2 separate regions of the Homo sapiens genome follow, and region 1 is linked to region 2. The links are chromatin loops, found by intact Hi-C in ENCODE. Cell type or tissue: Calu3. All regions are shown on one strand. Each heading gives the region's core, and the rest is flanking DNA. Links, peaks and the distances in the headings are about the cores only. Region 1 overlaps CSNK2A2IP (casein kinase 2 subunit alpha' interacting protein). Region 2 has its middle 82 kb from the start of C3orf38.

What was found. A loop is a pair of places that touch in the nucleus more often than their neighbours do. Peaks named below come from ENCODE experiments on the same cell type or tissue, not always from the same donor. Only the 100,000 strongest peaks of a DNase experiment are listed, where the experiment ranks them.
Region 1: it touches region 2 in a loop (4-fold over the local background); 1 of 110 quality-filtered maps calls a loop at or near these places.

What each region holds. Positions count from the first base shown.
Region 1 is chr3:88,382,881-88,387,281 of GRCh38, reverse strand. All of the region lies in intron 1 of CSNK2A2IP (casein kinase 2 subunit alpha' interacting protein), which reads right to left. Among named protein-coding and RNA genes, the nearest start is that of CSNK2A2IP, 47 kb to the right of the region's middle. In Calu3, for the core only: no CTCF peak of the experiment used is centred there; a DNase peak (open chromatin) is centred at 2,021.
Region 2 is chr3:88,229,291-88,233,691 of GRCh38, reverse strand. No RefSeq gene overlaps it. Among named protein-coding and RNA genes, the nearest start is that of C3orf38, 82 kb to the right of the region's middle. RefSeq lists enhancers at 2,374-2,873, 2,065-3,264, 2,874-3,375. In Calu3, for the core only: no CTCF peak of the experiment used is centred there; a DNase peak (open chromatin) is centred at 2,261.

The DNA.
Region 1 (4,401 bases), core at 173-4,172, 150 kb before region 2:
GCTGAGGCAGGAGAATCACTTGAACCCAGGAGGCGGAGGCTGCAATGAGCCAAGATCCTGAAACTGCACTCCAGCCTGGTGACAGAGCAAGACTGCATCTCAAAAAAAAAAAAAAAAAGCATGTGTTTGCAGTCAGGTATATTTAAAGGATAGTGGTTGTTGCAATGCTGAAATTAACAACAAAAGTATAAAATGACTAGATTGAGAATAGAGTCCATGTTTCCTATTCACTTTCATCTTCATGTTTCCTGTTGACTTGTATCTCCATGTGACTTGTCATCCACTGTTTATTGGTGGAAGATTTCACTTTTGTTTCACTGCATTTCCATCCCAGATCTCCCATCCATCTCAATGCATGACTTTATTAGTGGTGACATCTTTATTCATGTGAATTGCCCATCTAACAACTGATCTCTCAGCTCCTTGACTTCCTCACTTATGACCATCTTTTTCTTCTTCCCCATATCAGCTACCCACTTACGTTGTCAAACTCTGGTCTTTGTCATTACCAATAACTATACTGTATTAAAACTCTCCATTTAACATTTCGTTCACTAACCACCACATGTTTTTCTTCCATTCCACTATCAGTTGTATCCCCCCAATAACATCCAACATGCGTACGATTAACCCCACCAATTTGCCTCAATTCTGGTACTCTGTTCTTCCCCACTTTCTATATTTACACTCTGCTTTCCTAATTTAGAGAACAAGTTTGATCATTATAGTCACTCCCTGAAAATGGCCTCAATTATTTTGTTGTCTCTCTGGCATACTTTCCTGACCAAACCTCAAAGCTGGCTTAACCAAATCATCTGCTTTCTCCGTGGTTTCTTTATGAGAAATTGAGTATTGCGGCTGGGTACGCTGGCTCACGCCGGTAATCCCAGCATTTTGAGAGGCCGAGGCAGGTGGATCACCTGAGGTCAGGTGTTTGAGACTGGCCCGGCCAACATGGTGAAACCCTGTCTCTACTAAAAATACAAAAAATTAGCTGGGCATGGTGGCGGGTGCCTGTAATCCCAGCAACTTGGGAGACTGAGGCGGGAGAATCGCTTGAACCTGGGAGATGGAGGTTGCAGTAAACCGAGATCACGCCATTGCAGTCCAGCCTGGGCAATAAGAGTGAAACTCCATCTCAAAAAAAGAAAAAAAAAATAGCATAGAAAAGAAATTGAGTATTACTGCAAAAATATTTCACAAATGGACTGCCATATTTCTCAGTTTTACATCTCCCAAATGAATCAATTTTCTTACTCTGGCTTATATTTCACATATTTTCCACTATCTTCAAACAAACCCAAATGACCTCAGACTTGCAGAGTCTTCATGTTTCTTGTTCACTTTCACCTTCCTGTTTCCTATTGACTTTTATATTTATGTGACTTCTCACCCATTGTTTTTTGAGAAAGTAGAAGCTATAAAAGATAATTCCCTCATCCTTTCACCTTCAAGTCTTAAAAAAATCACCTTATAAATTCATCTTGTATTTTTCCTGCTAGAATGGAATAGACATTCCATGACTCTCTAAAGGTAAGTCAGCTAAAGCCACAGATTTCAACGGCTCTCATCTTCTTGAGGATTTCATTCCATCAGCTGCATTTCCCTTGCTTGCTTTACCAATTTCTCCCTTTCTTTTTATTTTTTCCCAATAAACCTATAAATATGTTCTAGTAGTATCTATTTAAAAATAAACATTTTTGAACCTACATTATCTTCCAGGTACTATCTCATTTCAAATCATTTAGAAAAGAAGAAAAACAAAAAAAAAGTTATTTCATAGTTGTTTACTACTGTCATCTTCAGTTTCACTTACTCCAACTACTCTTCTACTTCTTCCAATCTGGTTTCCACCTGCCCAGCATAACTTACATTCCTCATTTCAAGGTCACAAAAGACCTAAATGTTTGCAAAATTCAATTGAATCTCTTTGTTTTATTCTTACATAATGACTCAGCAGCATTAGCTCACCACACCTCCTTCCTGAAACCCTCTCCTCTCTCACCTTCCATATCACTACACACGCCCAGTTTTCCTCCCGCCTCACCGCTCTTTCATTTTCAGTCTCCTTTGCTAACTATTCGGCCTGCGACCAATGTGAAGTTACTGGATTGCATCAGGATTCTACCTTGAGTCACTTTTTCTCTTTGTCTTATACTCTCTCCCAAGGTGATTTAATGCTATGGAATATCTTTATGCTATTTCCAAATCTTCATCTCCATCTAACATCTTTCCCCAGTTCTAAACTTCTATATCTAACTGCCCACTTCATATCTCCAACTTGGATGTCTTAGGTTAGTTTCCTCCAACATATGTCATCTCAAAAATAATTTTTGATCCCTCTTCTCATGTCTCCCCAATCTTTGTCATCTCAGAAATTGACAAACTATTTTCTCATTTCCTTCATTTCCCTCACTGCCTTCAACCAGTCTATTGTGCTGCTGTTTCAATTCTACCCCCAAATATATACCAATCTGCCCACTTCTCTTGTTTCTATTATCTCTGTCTTAGTTAAGCTATCAACATCTTCCACCTGAAAAATAGCATGTCTCTATCTTGACTCCCTCCTTCCATTCTTCTCTCACTCTAGGCCATTTTCTATAGCCACAAAAATTGTTCACTTTTAAAACATAAGTTGAGTAATATCACTTCCTTGTATGAAGTGGTTTCAGGAGTCCCTATTGCTCTTTGGGGAAAAATGGCTCCTACCAGGATCTTTTCATACCGTAATGCACCACTCTTCCCTTCTATTGCATGTCACTATACAACAGCCGCACCAGCTTCCTTTTTTCTCCTCACTCCTGCCATGTTCTTTCCAGCCTCAGAGCCTTTTACTTGCATCCCCATGGCTGGCAAGTCTCTTTCGCTGGCTCTTCAGATGGCTAGTGTTTTTTGTTTTTTTGTTTTTTTTTTAATTTTGGGTTTCAGAAAAAGAAAGGAGAGAGAGAGAGGGAGAAAGAAAGTCAGTCAGTCCCTTACCACCCAATCAAAAAGTGGCCCTTTTCTACTTTCAGTAATTCTAGATGCATATACTCTTTCTTTCTTAGCATTTTTCACAATGTTTATCTTGTTTTATGTATTTGTTTCCGGGTTTGCTGTGCAAAGTAATTTTCATGGGGGCAGGGACTTATCTATCTTATTTACCATAGTATACCCTATCCAAAGTAGATCCTACACAAGGTAGCCACTCTGGAAAATGTTTCTGTGCAAAATTTATTAATGAATGCACTACTATATAGAGACTAATTAGAAAAAGTTATTATATTCTATATTCTATACCAATCGGCAGGGTCAAAAGCAGAACTAAAGAATAAGAAGAAGCCCGGCGCAGTGGCTTATGCCTGTAATCCCAGCATTTTGGGAGGCCGAGGCAGGCAGATCACAAGGTCAGGAGATCGAGACCATCCTGGCTAACACGGTGAACCCTGTCTCTACTAAAAATACAAAAAAATTAGCGGGGCGTGGTGGCGGGCACCTGTAGTCCCAGCTACTCTGGAGGCTGAAGCAGGAGAATGGCATGAACCGGGGAGGCGGAGGTTGCAGTGAGCTGAGATCGCGCCACTGCGCTCTACACTCAAGCCTGCGTGACAGAGCAAGACTCCGTCCCAAAAAAAAAAAAAAAAAAAAAAAGAAAGAAAAGAAACAGGTGTCCATAGGCTATTCAAAATGATGAATAATTCCCAGGATCTAGCCTATGACTAACAAAGCACAAAAAACGCCACTTAGGCCATATGCTGATGAGTACACAGTAAAGTGGCTCCCTGGGTATCCATCTGGAAAGAGAGCTAAAAATAATGAAGACTTGACTCTGCACCAAACATTGTGCTATGTATTTTATGTATTTTACCTTTATTAATACTCACATCACTGTGAAGTGTGCATTGTCATCATCATTTTATAGATTAAAAATTCTGACCTCAGAAAGATATAAAATTGCCTAACATTTCACAAACAGTGAACGATGGATTTTAGATTAGAGATTATGTCTGCCCAACTCCAATGTCCATAATGTTTCTACAATGCTGCATAATCTCTTATATTTTTTATTTTAAGAAATTTGTTAGTGCCCATTGGATTTGAGAGTTAAGGGGTAGGCCCAGAAAAGGCCTTTGGGAGCCCTATTTTTAATCTTCTACAGGACCTCCAAAAGAGAAGAAGAAGATGAAGACAAAGACAAAAAAAAATAAGTAGAGGGAAGAGAGGGGAGGAGGAAGAAAAGGAGAAGGAGAAGAAACCTGAGATTAGTTTGTTGGCCTACAGTGTAAACTGTTTTACAATGCCACAGAGTTAACCAGTAGGAAATGTGAGATTAGAAACTGGCTTCCAGATCTTATCCAGTACTTTCATTCAAACAATTCACTCTAATAGAAAATTGAAGCTCAGAGCTAAATAATAATCTAC
Region 2 (4,401 bases), core at 128-4,127:
TCTTATCAGCTATATGATTTACAAGTGTATCTTCCCATTTTGCCGTTTGTCCTTTCACTTTCTTGATGGTATTGTTTACAACACTTCTTTAAAATTTTTTGATGAAGTCCAATGTATCTATTTGTTTTCTTTTGTCACTTATGCTTCTGGTGTCATATGTAAGAATGTATTGACTAAAGATACAAAGATTAATCTATAATCCATTTCAAGTTGATTTTTGTGTACAATGTGAGACAGGAAGTATTTTTGCATGTAAATACCCAATTGTTCCAGCACCATTTGTTGAAAGACTATTGTTTTCCACACTGAATTGTTTTGGCACCCTAGCCAAAAATCAATTGGCCAAAATGTGGGTTTATTTCTGCACTCTTAATTCTATTCCACTGATTTATGTCTATCCTATGCGAGTACCACCACTGTCTTGAGTACTGCAGCTTTGTGGTAAGTTTTGAAATCAGAAGTGTGAGTTCTTAAACTTTGCTATTCTTTTTCAAGATTTTTTGGGCTATTTTGAGTCTCTTCTATTTCCATGGTAATTTTAGGATTTGCTTGTCAATTTTGCAAAGAAGTCAGCTAGAATTTTGATAAAGGATTGTGTTGAGTTTACAAAACAATTTATGGAATATTACCATCTTAAGAATATTAAGTCATCTAATATATTAATATTTGATATTTTCCATTATTGAGTTATTTAATTTCTTTCAATTACGTGTTTCAGTTCTCAGAGTACAAGTCTTGTACTCCCTTTGTTAAATGTATTCGTATTTTATTCTTTTTGATGTTATTATAAATAGAATCACTTTCTTAATTTTAACTTCAGATTATCCATTACAAATGTATATAAATACAACTGATTTTTGTATGTTGAACTAGCATTCTGCAACTTTGCTGGACTCATCTATGAGTCCTAGTAGTTTTATTTTTAGTGGTTTTCTTGGGAATTTTTGTATAAAAGATGATGTCATCTGCAACTAGGGATGATTTTACTCCTTTCTTTCTAATCTGGCTACCTTTCATCTCTTTTCTTGCCTAATTGCCCTGGCTGGAACCGCCAGCACAATATTGACTAAAATGGCATAGTATTTTAAAATCAAGAAATTTCACACACACACAAAAATAGCCTGAGTATATTATTTTGAAAAAACAGGAAATCTGGAAAATACTGGGCTTAACATGAGCTGGGTAGTGGTTGCTCCATTTAGGTGGGACATGTGCTCTCCACCTGACCAATTCCCCACTATTCTCTATGGCATAATACTTTGTCAGCTTCACTAACCTGTTCACTAATTCTGTAGACATTGAGTTTACTAATTTTTCATTATAGAGATTAATAATAGTACCATATTCATATTAAATATTTTGCATGTATTTATTAACTGATGCATAGGATGACTGCCACAAATGAATGAACAACTGGACAAACAAATTTTTACCTCAGATCTTAAGAAGTCCTATTTCTCCTAACCTCAGTCTCCTAAGTAACAGGATCCCACTGTAACTCCATATTTCTCATTCTACCATCCATCGCTTATCAGATTGATAGATTAGTGCCAGTCTGTTACAACAATTTTCATTAATATCTTCTTTTTTTGTATTTATTAGCAAACTTATTGAAACAATATCTCTTTTTTAATATATTTCCTTTTATATTCAAATAGAAACAGCAGAATGAAGTGGTTTGTGGCTGAAACAACCTTCCTGGGAAGAACACTGGAGTGCTCATCTATCAAAAAACAAACTCCAATGTCTGAGCCCCATCTCCCCCTAGACAAAGTAAAGAACAGATTAAAGGGGAAGAGGAAGGGCACAATCAGAACAGAGGTGGTGGAGGCTGGCAGATTTCCAGTAAAGTACAATGTTCAAAGTTGCTGCAATTATGGAGTAGAATAGTACTCAACTTTAAAGCAATCACAAGCAGGAGTTTCCCCTCCAGCCCTCACCCTGATTTGCGTTCATAAAAATACATTTTTCTCTCTCCTCAGTAAGTGATGTATCAGGACTGGGTACCAATCTATTTTACCACAGCAAAGGGGACTCTTTTTATTCATTCAGGTTTCTGGGACCAGAGTCAAGATTCTAGAGAAAGGGGAAAATCTCTATGGTTTTAAGGGATGTTTGTTTATATGCTAACTCGCTACCTGCTGAAATTCATTTTAAACTCCTTCATGTAGCTATGGGTTAGGTAAAATTTGCACAGAAATGTCACAAGTGGCCTCGCAACCCCCACCCGAGGAAATGGTGAGTCAAGACTTAAGCACTCTCAACACACATAAAAAACCCTTTGTTCTTGGTGGGAATGAGTGAAGTCACCTGGCTAGGAGGGTGAAATGGTGAGAAGCACAAGTAGAACTCACTGCAGGAAAAGGGCTGAGGCAAGGCGGACCAAGGTACACACTCTGAAAACTTTACCTGCTAGAACAGTCAGCATGTTATCCTAAACAAGAAAAGAAAATCACCAAAGTGTGAAACTTAATTTATGAACAGAAAAAGACCAAGGCTTGGGCAATTAAAACAATCCAGCCTCCCTTTCTTTTTTAATTTGTTTCATGTATTTTTAAGGTAATTTTCTTTTCTTTTGGAAAAAGAAATACATTTTGCCACCTAACCTAAGCAAATGGAGTTGCCATTGCCCAATTTATCTCTATAGTTTTGCTAAGAGGTGAAAAAACAAAAGTAGAAATGGACTCCTAATAGGAAGTCCATTAGCGGGTGGGGAGGAGCTGGGGAATGCCCCAGCTACTAGGACAGCCCGAGTGAATCTAGGGGACCAGGCCCTTGACTGTCTCAGGGCAAATCCTGCTCTACCTCTTCTTCTATGGTCACCGCCCCCTGTAGACTGAGAAGGGGGCATGATGTAAGTAGAGCGTCTCAGAGAAATCCAGTGGAGCAGGTCTCAGCGCTGGCTTTCCCAGGCTTTCCGACTTTGGGCCTGAGTGGTGGTTTCCAGGCCAAGTCCCAGATCTCACCTGTAGCCAGCACCCTCTGGGAGATGAAAAGAGGCCAATCCTTTCCTCAACATCTGTTCCTCCACAGTTACGGCTGGTGAGAGAGGAATGAGCTGGAGGAAATGGCGTGAAAAATGGGACTGCACGTTAAGGAAGGCAGAAAGGGGGGACCTACTGGCCAGCCCTCCCAATCCAACTGATGAGAGTGGGGAATCCTGTCAGGACTGCCTAGTGTCTAAGGACAACCTTTTGTGGCACAAGCCTTAACTCTCTTCTGCTGGCTGGGACTCATCCTTATGCACCAGTCCCTGCCCTGGATTCCAATGTTATTTCAAGGATATAGGTGGTTAATTAATACTCATAGCAACTATCGCTTGTGGTTGCTCAAAACCCATGCCGCTAAGGAGCTTGGTGCTATCATTTAAAAAAAATTATTTTCTTTTGTCTTATCTGTTTGGATTGAACAGAAATGGTACCATCAGACTGTGCCCCAAGGAGGTGCACAGAGCCTCCTAATCAGGATTGGGGATATCATCCTCACCCGCTAAGTCCACCCTCAGTCATGAGGCCCCCTCCCTGTCTTGTTCCCCAATAGAGAAGCCTTATATAGTCAAAGGAAAGAACCTGAAGTTTTCAGCTGTTGTTATTCTAAGTCTAAATACAAGAGAAATGTTCTGTATCTAAATCATTGAGCTATTCGGAGGGGAAATAGTTTTATGTCTCCTGGCATTGATGAAGATTTTTCTTCAATCTTCCTGCAATTACTGGGTCAGGCTGTGCTGTTTTCCTTCTACCAGTTTTCAACAAACAGGCAAAAACTGTTCTGTGGTTTGAATGGCAAAGCCACTAAGATCTCCTCATAAACACTTCAGGGGAAGAAAGGAGGAGATCCTCCATCCCTCGATAAACAGAAAGAAGAAAGAGTTGACTACAGCATCAGTTTCTCTAGTGCAGCAAGAAGGTTCACATGGTCCCTCTGGAGCTCTGTGAGATAGATTCAGAGCACTGCTGGTTCCCAGTTTGGCTGATGGTAATGTCAGGAAGGGGAGGAGGAGAGGACAGCCTAAGATCTAACGGATGCCCCTTATCATTTTTATCTGAGTAGAATCTTTCTGGTTTAACTACAAATGGATACTGTTTTCTTAAATAAGCTACCATGGCAATCCTCACATTGTCTCTACTGTCCAGTTATCCAAACATGTGTTTGAAATTATCATTTCATTCCTCAGGGATAGGACAAATTTTTCACTATAGATTAGATACTTAAAACACATTTGTCTTACCTGAGTCACATCTTTATGGAAACTTTCCCAAGATAGAATCAATCTGTGAGAATCCATGACTGGCATTTATCATAGTTATTAAGGATAATGAAATCCAAAGCAATATGAGTTCATCTACTATACCAGCCTCAAGGGCTTCGTTTCATATCTGAAGGTCCACGTTGTGAATACTG